2 separate regions of the Homo sapiens genome follow, and region 1 is linked to region 2. Evidence: read pairs that join two places in POLR2A ChIA-PET (ENCODE). Cell type or tissue: GM12878. All regions are shown on one strand. Links, peaks and the distances in the headings refer to the core of each region. The heading gives the core; the rest is flanking DNA. Region 1 has its middle 12 kb from the start of LINC01985. Region 2 holds the start of LOC101927995 (a long non-coding RNA gene).

Region 1 (9,481 bases), core at 918-8,917, 130 kb before region 2:
GAGCAAGAAGGAGAGAGAGGGAGAGAGAGACACACACAGAGGCAGAGAGAGACAGAGAACGAGAGGGAGAAGAATTGTTTGTAAATGAAGAAAGATTGAAATAAATGTTTGAAGATTTTTACTTTATGAATCATATTACTGCCTCCTTTGACTTTGGTTTCCAATGATTTTACCTATTATTTTGTAGTGCATTTGTGCTGAAGCTCTCAGATACTGCTCTTGCAGACCTCGGCCTGGATCTTTCTTGGTGCTGTCTCATTCCACATTCCCGAAATGTTGCAATAGGATGTATTACACAATCTGAGATAGCAAAGAAGAGACTAGACTTGAAGTGAGGAAGCTTGTCATTTAGCCATTCTTCAATATTTGCTGGTGGAAAGAATGAAGAAAGAGGTGGGCGGAAGGAAATAGGAGGGAAGGATGTATTTAACCACAGTAATGTACTGTATGCAATAAATGTGTATAAGAATGGCATTCTCGGTCGGGTGTGGTGGCTCAGGCTTGTAATCCCAGTACTCTGGGAGGCCGAGGCGGGCAGATAACCTGAGGTCAGGAGTTCGAGACCAGACTGACCAACATGGGGAAACCCTGTCTCTACTAAAAATACAAAAAAAATGAGCCGGGTGTGGTGGCACATTCCTATAATCCCAGCTACTAGGGAGGCTGAGGCAGGAGAATAGCTTGAACCTGGGAGGTGGAGGTTGCAGTGAGCCGAGATCGTGCCATTGCTCTCTAGCCTGGGCAACAAGAGCGAAACTCCGTCCCCCACCCCCCAAAAAAAGAATGGCATTCTCTTAAACTACATGTAAAACATTACAGGTCACAAAACACTATTTTCAAAGCACAAATAAAAACTTAATATACGTGTTTGTGTAAATGTGTGTGTTTTTGCAGCACATAACCAAATTTCTATGAATGAATAGAAAAAGGAAAACCCAATAGACAAAAACTGATAGTTTAGAGATGAATGAAATACAAGTGATTCTTAAATAATAATAAAATGTGCATTTTTGTTTGTAATAAGATAAATTCAAATTAAAATCATCGAGGTAACAATTTTTATCTTTCTTACTATATAGTTTGACTCTACGCACCTCTTTCACATTGCTGTATAGGAGTGTAAATGGTTAGATCTTTTTATGGAGAAAAATCAGAAGCTTGTTTTTTGTGTTAAAAATGACATACAGTTTGACCCCATGATGACTCAATTTCTAGAAATAATATACTTCTCTATGTAAGAAATGACATCCATACAATAGCGAACAGTATGAACATTGTTGTATTATTTGTCATAGCAGAAGGTTACTATTATATAATGCGATCTAGAAGATTGCTTAACAAATTAGGAATGCAAAGAACAATATATTAGCCTACAGATCTATGTTCCACTTCTGTAATTCCTCCCTGCTGCGAAAACCTCAGGGGCAAGGGGTCTTCAGTATGTCATTCTTCTTTTGAAGATTACTAACTCTTAAGTTACAAAAAATGCACAGAGTGCAAAATTGGGGAGCTATTATAAAGAATGCAGCAGCTCTATATTTTCTGGAATGCAATAAAACTTTTTTTCTTACAGCATTGGTTTTAATGATGAAATTGGAAAACATTACAAAATCCAATAATAAATAATTAAATTAAAGATAATATATCTGCCTGAACTCAAAAAAATCAGCAAGAAAAATACCAAATAATCCTATTAAAAAGTGGGCAAAGGACATGAATAGATAATTCTCAAAAGAAGATATACAAAGCCAGGTGCAGTGGCTCACACCTGTTATCCTAGCACTTTGGGAGGCTGAGGCGGTTGGGTCATGAGATCAGGAGATAGAGGCCATCCTGGCTAACACGGTGAAACCCCATCTCTACTAAAAATACAAAAAATTAGCCTGCTATGGTGGCATGCACCTGTAGTCCCAACTACTCGGGAGGCTGAGGCAGGAGAATCGCTTGAACCCAGGAGGCGGAGGTCGCAGTGAGCCGAGATCACTCCACTGCACTCCAGCCTGGGTGACAGAGCAAGATTCTGTCTTAAAAAAAAGATATACAAATGGCCAATAAACAAATGAAAAAATGCTCAACATCACTAATCATCAGGGAAATGCAAATTAAAACCACAATGAGATACCACCTTATACTGGTAAGAATAGCCATTATTAAAAAGTCAAAACACATAGATGTTGGTGTGAATTTGGGGAGAAGGAAACATTTATACACTGCTGGTGGGAATGTGTATTAGCATACCCTATTTGGAAAACAGTATGGAGATTCCTTAAAGAGTTAAAAGTAGATCTACCATTGGATTCAGCAATCCCACTACTGGCTATCCACTCAAAGGGAAAGAAGTCATTTTATGAAAAAGACACTTGCAAATTTATGTTTATGGCAGGACAATTCACAATCACAAAGATGTGGAACCAACCTAAGTGCCCATTGACTAATGAGTGGATAAGAAAATGTGATATTATATATAACATATATATGTATAAATGTATCTCATATATATGTATATCATATATATGTATATAGATAGATTACATATGTATATAGATATATATGATATATATGTATATAGATATATCATATATGATAGATATCATATATATGTATAGATATATCATATATGATAGATACCATATATATGTATATAGATAGATATATATATGATAGATATCATATAGATGTATATAGATAGATAGACACCATGAAATACTACTTGGCCATTAAAAGGAACAAAATAATGTCTTTTGCCACAACTTAGATGGAGCTGGAGGCCATTATTCTATGTGAAGTAACACAGAAGCAGAAAACCAAAAACTGTATGTTCTCACTTATAAGCAGAAGCTAAGCTATGAGTAATCAAAGACATACAGAGTGATATAATAAACTTAAGAGACTCAGAATGGGGAGAGTGGGAGAGAGGAGAAGGATAAAAAACACTGCGTTAGGTACGATGTATTCTACTTCGTGGTCAAGTGCAATGAAATATCAGAATTCACCTCTATATGTAGGTGAAAAAATGTTTGTACCCCAAAAGCTATTGAAATAAAAATTAAAGAATTTAAAAAATTTTTAAAAAAGATAATACGTCTAGTCAGTGGATTTTCCTTTTCTCTTAACCTCTCTCGTCTCCTCTTCCAGGCCTCTGGTAACCACCAATCTACTCTCTATTTTCATGAGATCTAGGTTTTTAGCATCCACGCATGAGTGTGATGTTTGTCTTTCTGTGCTTGGCTTATTTCACTTAACATAATGGCCCCAGTTCTGCCCAGGTTGTTGCAAATGACAGGATTTCATTATTTTTTATGGCTGAAAAATATTCCATTGTGTATATATACCACATGTTTTTAATCCATTCATTTGTTGATGGGTGCTTAGATTGATTTCATATTTTGGCTATTGTGAATAGTGCTGTAATAAACATCGAAGTGTAGATAGCTCCTTGGGATACATTAATTTCCTCTTTTTTTTTTTTTTGGTTATGTACACAGAAATGGGATGCTGGACCATATGGTAGTTCTATTTTTAGTTTTTTGAGGAGACTTCATACTGTTCCCCATAGTGGCCGTACTAATTTACATTCCCAGCAACACTGTATGAGGGTTCCTATTTCTCCACATCCTTGCCAGCATCTGTTACTCTCTGTCTTTTTCACACAAGCCATTTTAACTTGAGTGAAATGATACCTTATTGTGGCTTTGATTTGCATTTCGCTGATGATTAGTGATGCTGAGTATTTTTTATATACCTATTGACCATTTGTATTTTTCTTTTGAGAAATATCTGTTTAGATCTTTTGCCCATTTTAAATTGGATTATTTGTGTTTTTTTGCTTGAGGTCCTTATATATTCTTGTTATTAATATTTTGCCAGATAGATGGTTTGCAAATATGTCCCCCCATTCTGTGGGTAGTTTCTTCACTTTGTTGATTGTTTCCTTTGCTGTGCAGAGGCTTTTTATATGGACATAATCCCAACTGTCTATTTTTGGTTTGGTTGCCTGTGCTTTTGAATTCTTACACAAAAGAAATTTTTGCCTACATCAATGTCCTGAAGCATTTCCCCAATGTTGTTTTTTTTTTTTCTGTTCTAGTAGTTTCATAGTTTCAGGTCTTAGATTCTATAATCCATTTTTATTTTATTTTTGTGTATGGTAAGAGATAGGGACCTAGTTTCATTTTTCTGCATGTAGTTATACAGTTTTCAAAGCATCATTTATTGAACAGACTGTTGTTTCTCCATTGTAGAAGATGAGTTGGTTGTAAATGCACGGATTTATAACTGGGTTTTCTATTTTGTTCCATTGCTCTGTGTCTGTTTTTAATGCCACTACCATGCTGTTTTGGTTACAATTGCTTTGTAGTAAATTTTGAAGTCAGGTAGTGTGGTGCCTCCAGCTTTTTTTTTTCCCCCTCAGGATCGCTTTCAATATTTGGGGTCTTTTGTGGTTCTATATAAATTTTAAGATTCTTTTTTCTATTTTTGTGAAGATTATCGTTGGTATTTTGATAGAGATTGCACTGAATCTATAAATTGTTTTGGGTAGTATTGCCATTTTAACAGTATTGATTGTTTAAATCCATTAACATATAATATCTTTTCATTTTTTCAAGTGTCCTATTCTTTCATTAGTGTTAGTTTTCCATGTATAAATCTTTCACTTCTTTGGTTACATTGCTTCCTAGGTATTTTATATGAATATTCTTATAGCTATTTTAAATGGAATTGCTTTCTTGATGTGCTTCTCAAATTGTTTGCTCTTGGTGTATATAAATGTTACTGATTTTTGTATGTTGATTTTGCGTCCTGTTCAGTTCTTACAGTGGTTTTTTTTTTTTTTTTTTGGTGGAGTCATGAGGTTTTTCTAAGGATAAAACCATGTTGTCTGAGAACAAGGCTAATTTTACTTCTTCCTTTCCAACATGGGTATCTTCTTTTTATTTCTCTTGCCTAATTGCTCTCACCAGGACTTCTAGTATTATGTTGAATAATAGCAGCAAAAGTGGGCATCTTTGTCTTTTTCCAGAATTGTTCCACAGAAAAGGTCTTCAATTTTTGCCCATTCAGTATGATGTTAGCCATGGGTTTGTCACATATGGCCTTTGTTATTTGGAGGCATATTCCTTCTATATCCATTTGGATGAGCATTTTTTTCAAAAAGGAATATTGAATTTTATCAAATGTTTTCTTGACATCTCTTAAAACAATCATTGATTTTGTTCTTGATTCTATTAATGTGATGTATTGTGTTTATTGATTTGCATGTGTTGAACCATCCTCGCATCCCCAGGATGAATCTCACTGACCGTGGTGAATGATCTTTTTAATGTATTGCTGAATTTGCTTTACTAGTATTTTGTTGAGGATTTTTGCATCTATGTTCATCAGTAATATTGGCTTGTGGTTTACTTTTTTTGCTGTGTTCTTGTCTGGTTTTGGTATCAGGGTAATGCCGGCCTCATCGAATGAGTTTGGAAGTATTCTCTTTTCTTCAATATTTTTGAAGCATTTAAGTAGAATTGGTATTAGTTCTTCTTTAAATGTTTGGTAGAATGTGTCAATGAATCCTTCAGATCCTGGGCTTTTCTTTGATGGAAAACTTTAAATTATAGCTTCAATCTCTTTACTTGTTATTGATTTAGTGAGATTTTGGATTTCTTCATGGTTCATTCATGGTAGGTTGTACGTGTCTAGGAGTTTATCTATGAAAGGGAATAATCTTGAAGAGAGATGCTACAAAACCCAGAAGGAAGCCGTTGCACAAGAGCGCCTGGGTGATGCAGGCCTTAGTACTGAATCACAGAGGAAAGAAGCAGACAGAAAAGGCTGGAGAATTGATCTGATAAGGCAAGTAGTGCAAAAAAAACCACCACATTATTATTAAACATTTCTTTCACAGTGTCATTTTCAGGAGAATCAAATATGGCAAAATACTTTGAAAAGCACAATGTGTGATATGACTGAAAGGCCTATTTATTAACTTTTTTGACCTATTCATGACTCAAGGTCCTCCCTGGGTCTAGGTGAGATTTCCCTCTATCAGTTAAACGACTGGTGGCGCAACTTGGAATGCTTGGAGAGGGGTGAAGTGGGATGAGAGATTTAAGTAAGAATCCATCCACTGTAGTCACCTAAGCTCTAATAACCATCTTCCCCCATCTTACCGTGTTTCCTTTAAAACTCTGAACTCCAATAACAGACCTCCAATCAGAAGGGGTGAGGGAATAGTTATAGAAAGACAAAAAAAAAAAAAAAAGAACAAAAAACATGAATAAGCAGTGTAATATCCCATTGTTTCTTTGAATTTAGACTATCATGGACAAAAATTATCTACGTTTGCCTTTTTTACCTCAGATCAAATCCTGTGTAGAAACTTTCTCAAATGCTATATTTACCATGAAGCATGTTTTGACCTACTCTCCGAACAGAAAGTCACCTCGCATTTTCCTGACTACCTACTGAACTTTATTCTGTATTTCTTAAGTGCCAAATCTCACCTTATGCCCCATAACATTGTTATGTAGAAACTTGTAGATCCCTTGCAGAGAGGAAGTAAGCCTGATTCATTCACCTTTGTAAGTTATTTTCCAAAATGTTTGGAATTTTCCAAAATGTTTAGAGTGCCAAGTATTTAGTAGGTATTATGGGCTAAATCGTGGATCCCAAATATTAATATGTTGAAGTCCTAATCCCTAGTGCCTTGGAATGTGATTGTATTTGGAGACAGGGTCTTTAGAAAGGTAACCAATTAAAATAGAATCGTTAGCGTGGGCCTTAATTTAATATGACTTGTATTCTTATAAGAAAAGGAGATTAGGACACAGACATATACATGCACAGAGAGCCACCATGCAAATGCACAGCAAGAAGGGGAAAATCTGTAAGCCAAGGAGAAAGGCCTCAGGAAAAATGCATTCTGCCAGCATCTGATCTCAGACTTCTAACCTCCAGAACCACAAGAAAGCAAATTTCTGTTGTTTAAGCCATCCAGTTGATATTTTGTTATGGCAGCGCTAACAGACTAATACAGTAGGTATTCAAAGAAATGTAACTCACAATACTCTATTTACATAGCTCAGCTGTTCCATTATACCACATGTCTAAACTTGACTGGAATTTAATTCATTTAACTTTTAGAAAGTGTATGTCTGGGTCAGGAGTTTGAGACCAGCCTGGCCAACAAGGCCGCCTCTACTAAAAAAAATACAAAAATTAACCAGGCATGGTGGCGTGCGCCTGTAATCCCAGCTACTCGGGAGGCTGAGGTGACAGAATTGCTTGAACCCAAGAGGTGGAGATTGCAGTGAGCCAAGATCACACCACTACACTCCAGACTGGGTGACAAAGCAAGACTCCATCTCAAAAAAAAAAAAAAAGAAAAAGAAAAAAGTGTATGTCTCAAACGTTTAGAGCTGGAGAGTGTTCTTGCCTTTGAAGAGAAAGTTAATAGAATTCACTCACAATTGACATTCTGTAAGGTACAAGTGCTAAGAATGTATGTGCCAGAATCAGTTGGCCCCATGATCAAATGTCAGCTCCCCTTTTTACTGTTTGACTTTGAGCAAGTGATTTAAACCTCTACACTATAGCTTTATCAGCTGTAAAACAGGTATAATAGCAGTTTTCTACCTCATGATTTAGTTGTGAGGACCGAACGAGGTAAGTCCATGAAAATTGCTGAGAATAGTTCTGAGACCAGAGTAAACAATCTTTTTTTTTCTAAGCTGTTATATAATAAAGCTATCGTAAACTAGGGTAATTATGGCAACCATTACAAAAAGAGCAAATGAATCAGCATCTGTATCAGAAGATCCTATAGTTGACAAACACTGTCTCATATTCTAATATACATTTTTAGAATCAGAGAGGTATAATATAGTTTATATTCACAGAATCAGGGACTCAAGAGCTTAGAAAATGGGGTGACATGGGGAGGCCGAGGTGGGCGGATCACGAGGTCAGGAGATCGAGACCATCCTGGCTAACACGGTGAAACCCCGTCTCTACTAAAAATACAAAAAAAAAAATTAGCCGGGTGTGGTGGTGGGCGCCTGTAGTGTCAGCTACTTGGGAGGCTGAAGCAGGAGAATGGCGTGAACCCGGCAGGTGGAGCTTGCAGTGAGTAGAGATCGCACCACTGCACTCCAGCCTGGTGACAGAGCAAGACTCCATCAAAAAAAAGAAAAGAAAATGGGGTGAATGAAAGCAGAGTTCTAGTGGGCCATTTTACCTAAGAACAGGTATTCCTTTTTTCTTTAACTCCCAAGACTGTCAGCAAATATATACTCAATGCAGGCAAGCAGAGAAATTTTGGTGTGACATATGGCACAAATACCAGTTTTCAAATGACACCCACAAAAAGTCACTAAGGAAGTAGAATCTGCCTACTGAAAGAATGAGGAAGATTCTGGGTCATTTGTAGAAAAACATTGACTGGATGTCTGTCAGTCTTATGATGAATCATAACTGAAGGGCAGACAGCTAGATGTCTTGGCATTTGGGGGTTTATGTAGAGACCCAAGACCTGAGTCCATTCCCCAGAATCCGGAGGAGGCAGGACTGATTCTGCTCAGTAAGGAGCTGATATTTTCATCTGTTTTCCATGTTGGAATAGGCTTTTCTGGAAAGAGCTAGGTGGACGGGAAATGGGATCAACAAGAACCTCAGATACTGCCTCAACCTAGAACTTGCATTAGTTGGTTTCCCTGTAGCTTTGCAAGTATGCAGGAGAGTAAAGAGTGTCATTAATATTCATCAACAGATCTCTACAGAGAAAAAAACAACAAACTATTTCTTGGTCTCTGGTTCTTTAAAGTATAGATAATCATAACGTTTCATGTAAAAATTGTTGCATTTCATAAAGTAATAGGTGTTTAAACAGAACAATAATAATTGAGCACTAGTGCACATATTCTCCCCCAACCCTGTCTCTCTGCCACTCCAACTTCAATACCCACTTGAACACCCACACCCCTCTAGTTTTTATTTCTGTAGAAGGAAATAATCTGAGAATGATGACTTTCATTTATTGAGTTCCTACTATGTGCCAGGTGGTGTTTAATTTCATAACAACTTTGCAACGTATGTACTCTCTCTGTTTTATAAATGAGTCTCCAAAAAGTGAGTAACTTGTCCAAGCTGTAACAGCTGATGAGCTATGAAACTAGAATGTAAAACAAAATTTGTCTGGTGATAGCCCCACCCATTTACCACATTATCACATGAATGGTATGCATGAAAGATTACACAAAGTTCATCTCATTTACCTATTGAGTCATGAGGAACTAGTCACCTGGTCTAAGCAGGTGCTCAGAGGCCACTGTTCTCCATTCCATAAGGATACACAATCACTCTTCCCATAGTTAAGACTCTTATGAAGGGCATAACCAAGTTTCTCCCTCCCATTAATAAAAACTTACTATTTTACTGCTGTCAGGCATAACTCTTTGTGCAATACAAATACTTAGCAATGTCTCTGCTTTGTGGT
Region 2 (9,481 bases), core at 760-8,759:
GCACTTTAGACCGAATGGACCTAAATAGATATTTACAGAACGTTTCATCCAGGAGCTGCAGAATATACATTGTTCTCCTCAGCACATGGACCATTCTCACTGATAGACTATATGTTAAGTCACCAAAAAGTCTTAAAACATTAAAAAAATTAAAATAATTTCAAATATCTTCTCTGATCACAATGGGATAAAACTAGATATTAATAACAAGAGGAAATTTGGAAACTATATTACAAACATATGGAAATTAAACATTATATTCCTGAATGACCAGTAGGTCAATGAAGAAATTAAGAAGGAAATTGAAAAATTTTTTGAAACAAATGATAGCGAAAACACAAGATTCCAAAACCTGTAGAATACAGCAAAAGCAGTACTAAGAGGGAAGTTTATAATTATAAGCACCCATGTCAAAAAAGAAGAAAAACTTCGAATAAATAACCTAATGATGCATCTTAAAGAATTAGAAAAGTAAGAGCAAACCAAACCCCAAATTAGAAGAAAAGAAATAATAAACATCACAGAAATAATAAAGACAAATGAAATTGAAATGAAGAAAACAATATAAAATATCAACAAAACAAAGTTTTTTTAAAAAAAGATAAGCAAAATTGACAAACTTCTAGCCTAAGTAACTAAGAAAAAAAGGGAGAAGACTCAAATAAATAAAATTAGAGATGAAAAAGGAAACATTACAATTGATACCAAAGAAATTCAAAGGATTATTACTGGCTACTTTAAGCCAATACATTGGAAAATCTAGAAAAAATTGACAAATTCCTAGACATATAAAACCTACCAAGATTGAACCATGAAGAAATTGAAACCCTGAATAGACCAATAACAAGTAATGAGATTGAAGCATCATAAAAAGTCTCCAAGTAAAGAAAAGCCCAGGACCCTATGGCTTCTCTGCTGAATTCTACTGAGCATTTAAAGAATAAATATATACCAATCCTACTCAAACTATTTCAAAAAATAGATGAGGACGGAATACTTCCAACCTCATTCTATGAGGCTACATTACCCTGATACCAAAATGTGACAAAGACACATCAAAAAAGGAGAAAACTACAGGCCAATATCACTGATTAATGTTGATGAAAAAGTCCTCAACAAAATACTAGCAAACTGACTTCAACAGCACATTAAAAAGATCATTCACCATGGGCAAGTGAGATTAACCCAGGGATGCAAGAATGGTTCAACATACACAAATCAATCAATGTGATACATTGTATCAACAGAATGGAGGGCAAAAAACATATGATCATTTCAGTTGATACCGAAAAAGCATTTGATAAAATTCAACATCCCTTCATGGTAAAAAGCCTTTAAAAAACTGGGGATAGAAGGAACATACCTCAACATAATAAAAGTCATATATGACAAACCCATAGCTGGTATCATACTAATGAGGAAAAACTGAAAGCCTTTCCTCTAAGATCTGGAGTATGACAGGGATTCTCACTGTCACCACTGTTATTTAACATAATATTGGAAGTCCTAGCTAGAGCAATCAGGAGAGAGAAAGAAATAAAAAATATTCAAATTTGAAAGGAAGAACTCAAATTATCTTTGTTTGCAGATGATATGATCTTATATTTTGAAAAACCTGCAGACTCCACAAGAAAACTATTAGAATTCCTAAGTTCAAAAGTTATAGAATACAAAATTAACATACAAAATCAATAGCATTTCTATATGCCAACAGCAAAGAATCTGAACAGTAATCCCATTTATGATAGTTACAAATAAAATAAAATACATAGGAATTAACTTAACCAAAGAAGTGAAAAATCTCTACAATGGCAACTATAAAACATTGATGAAAGAAATTGAAGAGGACACAGAAAAAAAGAGAAAAATATTCCATGTTCATGAATTGAAAGAATGAATATTGTTAAAATGTCCATACTACCCAAAGAAATCTACAGATTCAATGCAATCTCTATGAAAATACCAATGGCATTCTTCACAGAAATAGAAATAACAATGCTAAAATTTATATGGAACCAAAAAAGACCCAGAATAGCCAAAGCTATCCTGAGGAGAAAGAATAAAACTAGAGGAATCGCATTACCTGACTTCAAGTTGTACTACAGAAGAATAGTAACCAAAACATCATGTTACTGGCATAAAAACAGACATATTGACCAATGAAACAGAATAGAGAACCCAGAAACAAATTCATATATCTATAGTGAACTCATTTTCCACAAAGTTGCCAAGAACATACACTGAGGGAAAGATAGTCTTTTCAATAAAGATAGTCTTTCCCAGTTGCTGGGAAAACTGGATAGCCATATGCAGAATAATGAAACTGGATCCTATCTCTCACCATATACAAAAATAAAATCAAAATTGACTGAAGACTTAAATCTAAGTCTTCAATCTGTGAAACTACTACAAGAAAACTTTGGGAGAAAATCTCCAGGACATTGTTCTGGGCAAAGATTTCTTGAGTGATACCCCATAAGCACAGCACTATTTACAGTAATCAAGATTTGGAAGCAACCTAAGTGTCCATCAACAGATGAATGGGTAAAGAAAATGTGGTACACATACGTAATGGATTACTATTCAGCCATAAAAAGAATGGGATCCTGTCATTTGAAACAACATGGATAGAACTGAAGATAATTATGTTAGGTGAAATAAGGCAGGCACAGAAAGATAAACTTTGCACGTTCTCACTTATTTGTGGGAGCTAAAATTTAAAACAATTGAACTTGTGGAGACAGAGAGTAGAAAAATGGTAACCAGAGGCTGGGATGGGTAGCTGGGGGTTGAGGGGGAGGTGGGGATGGTTAATGGGTACCAAAAAAAAATAGAAAGAATGAATAAGACATACTATTTTATAGCATGATATGGTGACTATAATATTATGCTATAAGTTATTATCAATAATAACTTAATTGTATATTTTTAAATAACTTAAAGGATATAATTGGACTGTTTGTAACTCAAAGCATAAATGCTTGAAGGGATGGATACCCCATTCTCCATGATGTGCTTATTTTTTTCTCTTTTAAGTGCCTGATATTCCATGAAACTATAGAATGTCTAGAATAAAAGGTGAAGCCATACTCTTAATAAATATGTTTATGCTCAAGTCTAAGCCAATACATGCAGTAAACAGTTTGAAAGGAACATAATTAACATTCTTGGTTTGATGTCAAGGCCTGAGGCATCATCCTGGGATGAAAAATAGTGTATGCGGCAAGGTCTTTATGAAAGTACTTATGAAAAGTTGAACAGAATAAGAAGTAAACCAAAAGAAAGGACTAAACAACATTTCACTGGCTAGTAAGATTTGAAAATTAATTCACAGTCAACACAATTCCATGCAATTTGCTGTATACTGAACATCTGGATAATGATGTTAATATATATCCTGCTTTTTTATACGCGTTAACCAAATAGCCTAACAAATGCAAAGTTATAACTGAAGTATTTACAGCCACAAATGAGCATTTCATGTTAAACAAAACAAAACAAACCCTCATGTTATTTAGAGGCAATCAAAGCCTGGTCCTGGTTCTGCAATACAGAAGGTGAAACACCCCAGGTGTGGCTTACTCCCTTCCATTTAGAGAGAAAATAAAAACTTAAAAAATAATTTTGAAATAAATTGACCATCTTTTCTTCTCACATGTAATCCATCAACCCTGCTTACTTGTATTTACAAATAGTTTTACATTTTTTCAAAGCCAAAATCTATTTTAATATCAGTTTGGGACATACATGAACAGTTCCTAGCAATTCTATGTTTTTGTTCTCCTAATAAGTTTTTTTTATTCGTTTGTCAAAAAAGAGAAAGGATTACAACAAAATAGATATAAGCATGGATGGTCTCACTGAAATTGAATTAATTAATTATCTGGAAAAATATACTGAAGATAAACATTCAAAAAGCTTGCTGCAATCAAAACCAAAAAGGTGGAATCCTCACCCTCCATAGATCCATTCCATTAGAAGACATTAACAGGGAATTTAAACATTTTTACTAAACGATAGGAGAGGCACAGATATGTACCTAGATGATGAAATGTTTATGTAAGTAGTTAGACAGTTAAACCCAAATACTGGTTTATTTCACAAAATCCAGTAAAACCAACTCTTACAATTAACATAAACTAAAATTTGGAAATGTATGAGTTGTTGCCATCCACACATGTAATTTTAAGACAAGTCCCTTTGTAGTCTTTGGATAGTCTAAGATAAGGTGATTGGTTTATTTCTTGTGTCTTATAATGAATATTATTGCCAGAAAAAGAAAGATGAATCCAATACTGAGTGGTATATACTCTCTGTAGTACAGAATTTTAAGCCAATTTCCAAAAGAAAAAATTCCTTAGCAAATAATGCAAATATTTCCTCCATCTTTTTTCCCATCATACCTGTAAGTAAAAAACCATAATTTGATTGTTAATCCCAGCATAGTGATATGCAGTGAGGCTTTTTTCTCATTGGGGAAATGAATAGTAATTTTGATAATTAGACTTGGACTTTACTCTAGCTTGGCTCTTCTTAGCTGTGTGAACTTGACCAATACGCTACACTTTCTATGCGCCTCGGTTTCCTTCTCTGTACAATGCCCACCTCATAGGACATTTGTGAAGAGTGATTAAAATCATGCTTGTGGAAGGCTCAGACTGACAATGTGTGAACTGAATCCTGCCTATAGATATGGTTTGTTAGGCTTATACAAAGTTAAAAATTTTTAAGTTCATTGACAATTTTAATTTTCTAAATTTAATCAGAAAATTAGGTAATTCAGATTTTGGATTTTTTGGTTTTAAATCTAAACACTGAAAACTTACAAGCTGAAACTGAATTAACTGGCTTACACTTGTTTCTCACTACTGCCTTTACTCTTCACCCATCTTGCCCAGTAGATGTTTGTGTGCTTGTAATTCCCATTATTTAGAAAATATTTAATTGATTACACCAGTAATATCCCGCTAAGGTAAATGTTATTAGACAAAGTGATCTTGAGCACAAATTAAAACTCAGTGCTCATTAACAGGGAACTTAAACATTTTTAATAAATGTTAGAAGAGGGACAGATACGTACCTAGATGATGAAATGTTTATATAAGTAGTTAGACAGTTAAACCCATATACTGGTTTATTTCACAGAATCCAGTAAAACTGTCTCTTACAATTAACATAAAGTAAAATTTGTTCATGTATGATTTGTTGCTATCCACAGATGTGACGAACCATTCCTCAGGAAAAAAAAAGTTATCTATGTGAGATGCAAATGATCAGCCAAATGATGGTGACTAGTAAGTAGTTGTAGCAAGCAACAAGGACTTATCCCCTGAAAAACTTGAGTGGGCATGTAGGCTCTAAGTGGAGTTAAACAGAGTTCAGCTAATGAAAGCTCAGAGTCCTGATTCTTCTCAACAGGTTACCCAAATTTTCTTCGCAGTCATTTAAAGTTGCTGAACACAGTTTGATGAATTTTTAGGTCAGTATTTTTCAAACAATTTTCAAAGTGTATTTTTCAACATCCCCAGTCATCCCAGAGGTCTATCTATATTCCTATTTTCTCCCCAAACCTTAACTAAAGTATAGCATTATATACAAAAGTACAAAATTAAGTGTATTACTTATTGCATTTCCACAAGTTGAACATACTGTTATAAACAGCACCCAGATCAAAAACCAGATTATTCGCACTCCAGAATCCCTGCCACTCCTGTGTTCCCTCCAGACACTACCCATTTGCCCTGTACAAGGGAAACAGCTGTCAGAACTTCTAATACCCTAAATTACTTTTGCTTGTTCTTAAACTTCATAAAAATGAGACCAAAAGGCACAATTCATAAAAATATGTGCCTTTTATGTGTGGTTCCCTCCCCATATCATTATATTTGTAAGATTCAGTGTCATTTTCAAATGTAGTTGTGTTGTAAGTCTATTCACATTGCAGAATTGTATTTCACTGTGTAAAAAACCCACAATTTACCCATTCTACTGTTTCCCATATGGGGATTTTATAGTGTTCCTGTAAATATTCTTGTGCTTTTTGGGGGGTGCACACATGAGTGAATATATGTTGGGGTTCCTGTATTCCCAAGGTTCACTCTATGAGGTTTCTCGTAAACTTAGAGTTGTGTAGACCCCTGAATCCAATTACAGGGGCTGTCCTCAAATCCTGTTTAAGGCAGAGGTCACCTTGGGTTTCAATTATGCTCTAATTATGCTCCTGCTCTCTGACTCCTCCACCTCTCCTGAACTTGACCTGTCACTGTCTTGATCTTGGATTTCTAAACCTGATTTTCTATCTGCTTCCTGGCTTTGATGCACTGATGACACTTCTTGGATCTAGAAGTGATAGATAACAAAGACGGTTTACTGCGTGAGTTTTGCTTCAGGAGGCTTTTGTTAAAGGCACATATTAGAGCATCAGTGAGTATCAAGTTGATCTTAAATAAACATTGTTGGCCAAAATGATTTTTTTCTGTGTGTAAATAGTGCAAAAAAATGAGAAAAGAACATAACATTGAAGTAGCATGTGGCCACATGCAGAAGGAAAAATAGAGATTTACACAGCTAATACCCAACGGCTCATTCCAACTTCCTTGCCCCTTTTGTACAAAGATTTAAGAATTTGTATCTACCATCTTAAAGCCATACACAAGCAGGTAGACAATAATAAACAAAAAAGCCAACATGGTTGAACCTGACTTCATTCACTCTGCTTTCTTGGCTTGGAAAACCCTTCCCTTGTTTGCTTCACGCCATTTTCATCTGTCACTCTCCACTTCGATGTCACCAACTCCAGGAAGGCTTCTGGACTCTCCAAGCATGGATAGGTTGTTTGCTCATTTGTAAGTCATATAGTTGTGTATTTTTGTCAGTTCAGTGGAGCATATCTTCCACCAGACCCTGTGGGGCAGGCTAGTCCATGGGTTCTGCCATCAAGTTTGGGTCTGTTTTGTTCACTGTCCCACCTTTCAACACTCAATTTAGAGTTTGGAATGTAGGAGCTGCTCCAGAAATGCTTGATAAATATGAGCATGAAGCCAGGGTATTACCCTCTTTCATCAACTAAAGACATGCGATAAGGAGAAAATAGACGTTGTATTTGAGAACAGTAGGAGACTGTTAGAAAAAATAAAGGAATGGAAATACAGATTTTTAGAAAAGAATAAATGAGAACAACTAAAAAGAAAGCAGTTAGTGTTATTAGCTACTTTAACATTCAGTTTTCCATTAAGTAAAACCAGTCACCTTGCTCGGGGACATTCTGCTTCCTCCAGTTGCTGCCACTCCACACAGTTCTTCTGGTTCTGAGGAACAATCCAGAGAGAGGCTCTAATCTTGCTGAGCCAGCCACTCCTTTCTCTCTCATGACAGAGATAACACACTTCCCACAGCTCCACGGTGTGCTGAATCCTGGAGAGAGACCTCCTCCAGGCACAGGGCATCCTTCCTGTCATCCCAGGGATGCTATTTTCTGTTCCTAGAGCTCTGACGCTTAAAAATGTGCTTTGGATCTCAAGCAAGTCAGTTTGAAAATTAGGTTTAAATGTAACCACACTAACTTCTAAAAATAGAATTCATCTACAGCTGGACAATATTGAAATGAGTAAAAAGAGTAAGAAACTTGAGGATCAAGAGAAAATAATGGTGGGGGCACCTCAAATTATAGAACTGATATCTGGGCTTAGCCTTTGTTATTTAGTTGGTAACTTGACCTAAGCATTTACATTCTCAGAGTCCCATTTGCAGGTTAGGGTAAGGGTATGTTTCCCGGTGCCTCAAAGCCCCATTTAGAGATCCCTGATCTCAATTGTTTTGAAACCATTACAACTTCCTTTTGAACCTCAATTTTAAAAGGTACACAAAATAGTTAGAAAGAATGAATAGACCTAATCTTTGATAGCACAATAGTCAATAACTTTTTTAAATAACTTAAAGAGTGTAATTGGATTGTTTGTAACTCAAAGGATAAATGCTTGAGGGGGTGGATACCCCATTGTCCATGATGTGCTTATTTCACATTCCATGCCTGTATCAAAACATCTCAGATACCTCATAAATATATACACCTACCCACAAAAATCAAAAATTAAACAAAAATAATTGTATCCCCTAGGAATTGAATTAATAGAAGACTTGGTGTTTGAATTTGATAAAAGTTAAATTCAGGACTTCGTGGCAGTTTTTAAGTGTTCATCAATTTTTTCTGACTCTTTTCCCTTCAGAATTAGAATCCATGTTTCCTCCCCTTAAATCTGGCAGGCAATGACTACCTCAACCAATGGAGCAGGGTTTTTCAACCTCAGCACTATTGACATACTGGGCTACAAAATTCTTATTGTGCATTATAGAATACTTAACAGCATCATTGAGCTCGACTTACTAAATGCCAGTAGCTCCCACCACCTTCAGTTGTACAAACTAAAAATGTATTCAGATACTGCCAAACATTCTTGAGGGTGGTTCCATGCATCCCAAAGGGGGAAGATGGGAAAATAAAATTGCCCCTCGTTGAGAACCACTGCAACCGAGAATGGCGGAAATGAGGTTACATGACTTCTGAAGCTAGCTATAAAAGTCACACAACATTCTCTTGATTTTCTTTGGATACTCACTCTGAGAGACACCACCACTCTGAAAATCTAACGACTCTGAAACTGCCCTGCTAGGGAGGCCATATATACACATTCTGAGTAACAACTGCTGAACCTGGGTGCCAGCCCCAGCTGAGTCTTTTCCAGATTCTTGATCCATAAAATCTGTGAGATAATAAAAATTGTTTTACCCTGCTAAATTCAGGATGATGTTACAGTGGTAATGCTTTCCTTGGTAATGTTTTATTGTTTTCAATGGTAATTGAAACATAATCATTGGGAAATTGGAAGAATATAGTTTACTTACGAAACAGGTTTTACTTGATTATACGTGTAGCTTATCAAATGATTAGCAGATACACAGGCGCCCACAGAATAAATTCTTTACACTCAGTTATATGTGCTTGTGGTATGCTGAGAAAATAAGAGCTGGTGTCTTAAACTCGTTCTAGTCCTTGTTGTTTTTTTTTTCTCAAGAGAAAATATTTTGAAGATGTAAGAGTTAAAGAAAACATCTGGTTTATGGGAAAATTATAAGAACACGCTTTCCCCTACGACCTTCCCACCACTCCCACAGTGGCACATTAGCAGATTCTCAGACCTTAGCAACAAAATCAATAACAACAGGCTAACATAATTACTCTGTAGAGAGGGCAGATTGTGTCGGTTATTACTTTATTAAGCAAAAACAACATGTGTGAAAGAACAGCATCCTGCAAAGACGGAAGAATTGGGAGAATGCAGGAAAGAGGGCAAGGCAGCTCATAAATATGCTGAACTGAAGAAATCAGGATCACACCCCAGAATGGCAGGAAAATGAATGTTTACTTTTTCTGGCTGATTATTTGCTTAGGGATACCTCAGCATTTCTAAAAGATAAATGCCTT

Evidence for each region. ChIA-PET counts read pairs that join two places held together with the same protein. Peaks named below come from ENCODE experiments on the same cell type or tissue, not always from the same donor. Only the 100,000 strongest peaks of a DNase experiment are listed, where the experiment ranks them.
Region 1: POLR2A ChIA-PET joins it to region 2 with 13 read pairs; 4 of 35 experiments call an interaction of 5 or more read pairs at or near these places.

What each region holds. Positions count from the first base shown.
Region 1 is chr3:30,502,625-30,512,105 of GRCh38, reverse strand. No RefSeq gene overlaps it. Among named protein-coding and RNA genes, the nearest start is that of LINC01985, 12 kb to the left of the region's middle. In GM12878, for the core only: no CTCF peak of the experiment used is centred there; a DNase peak (open chromatin) is centred at 8,422.
Region 2 is chr3:30,370,925-30,380,405 of GRCh38, reverse strand. LOC101927995 (a long non-coding RNA gene) reads right to left here and starts at 7,309. Exons shown (of 5, transcript XR_007095856.1): 1 at 7,249-7,309. In GM12878, for the core only: no CTCF peak of the experiment used is centred there; no DNase peak of the experiment used is centred there.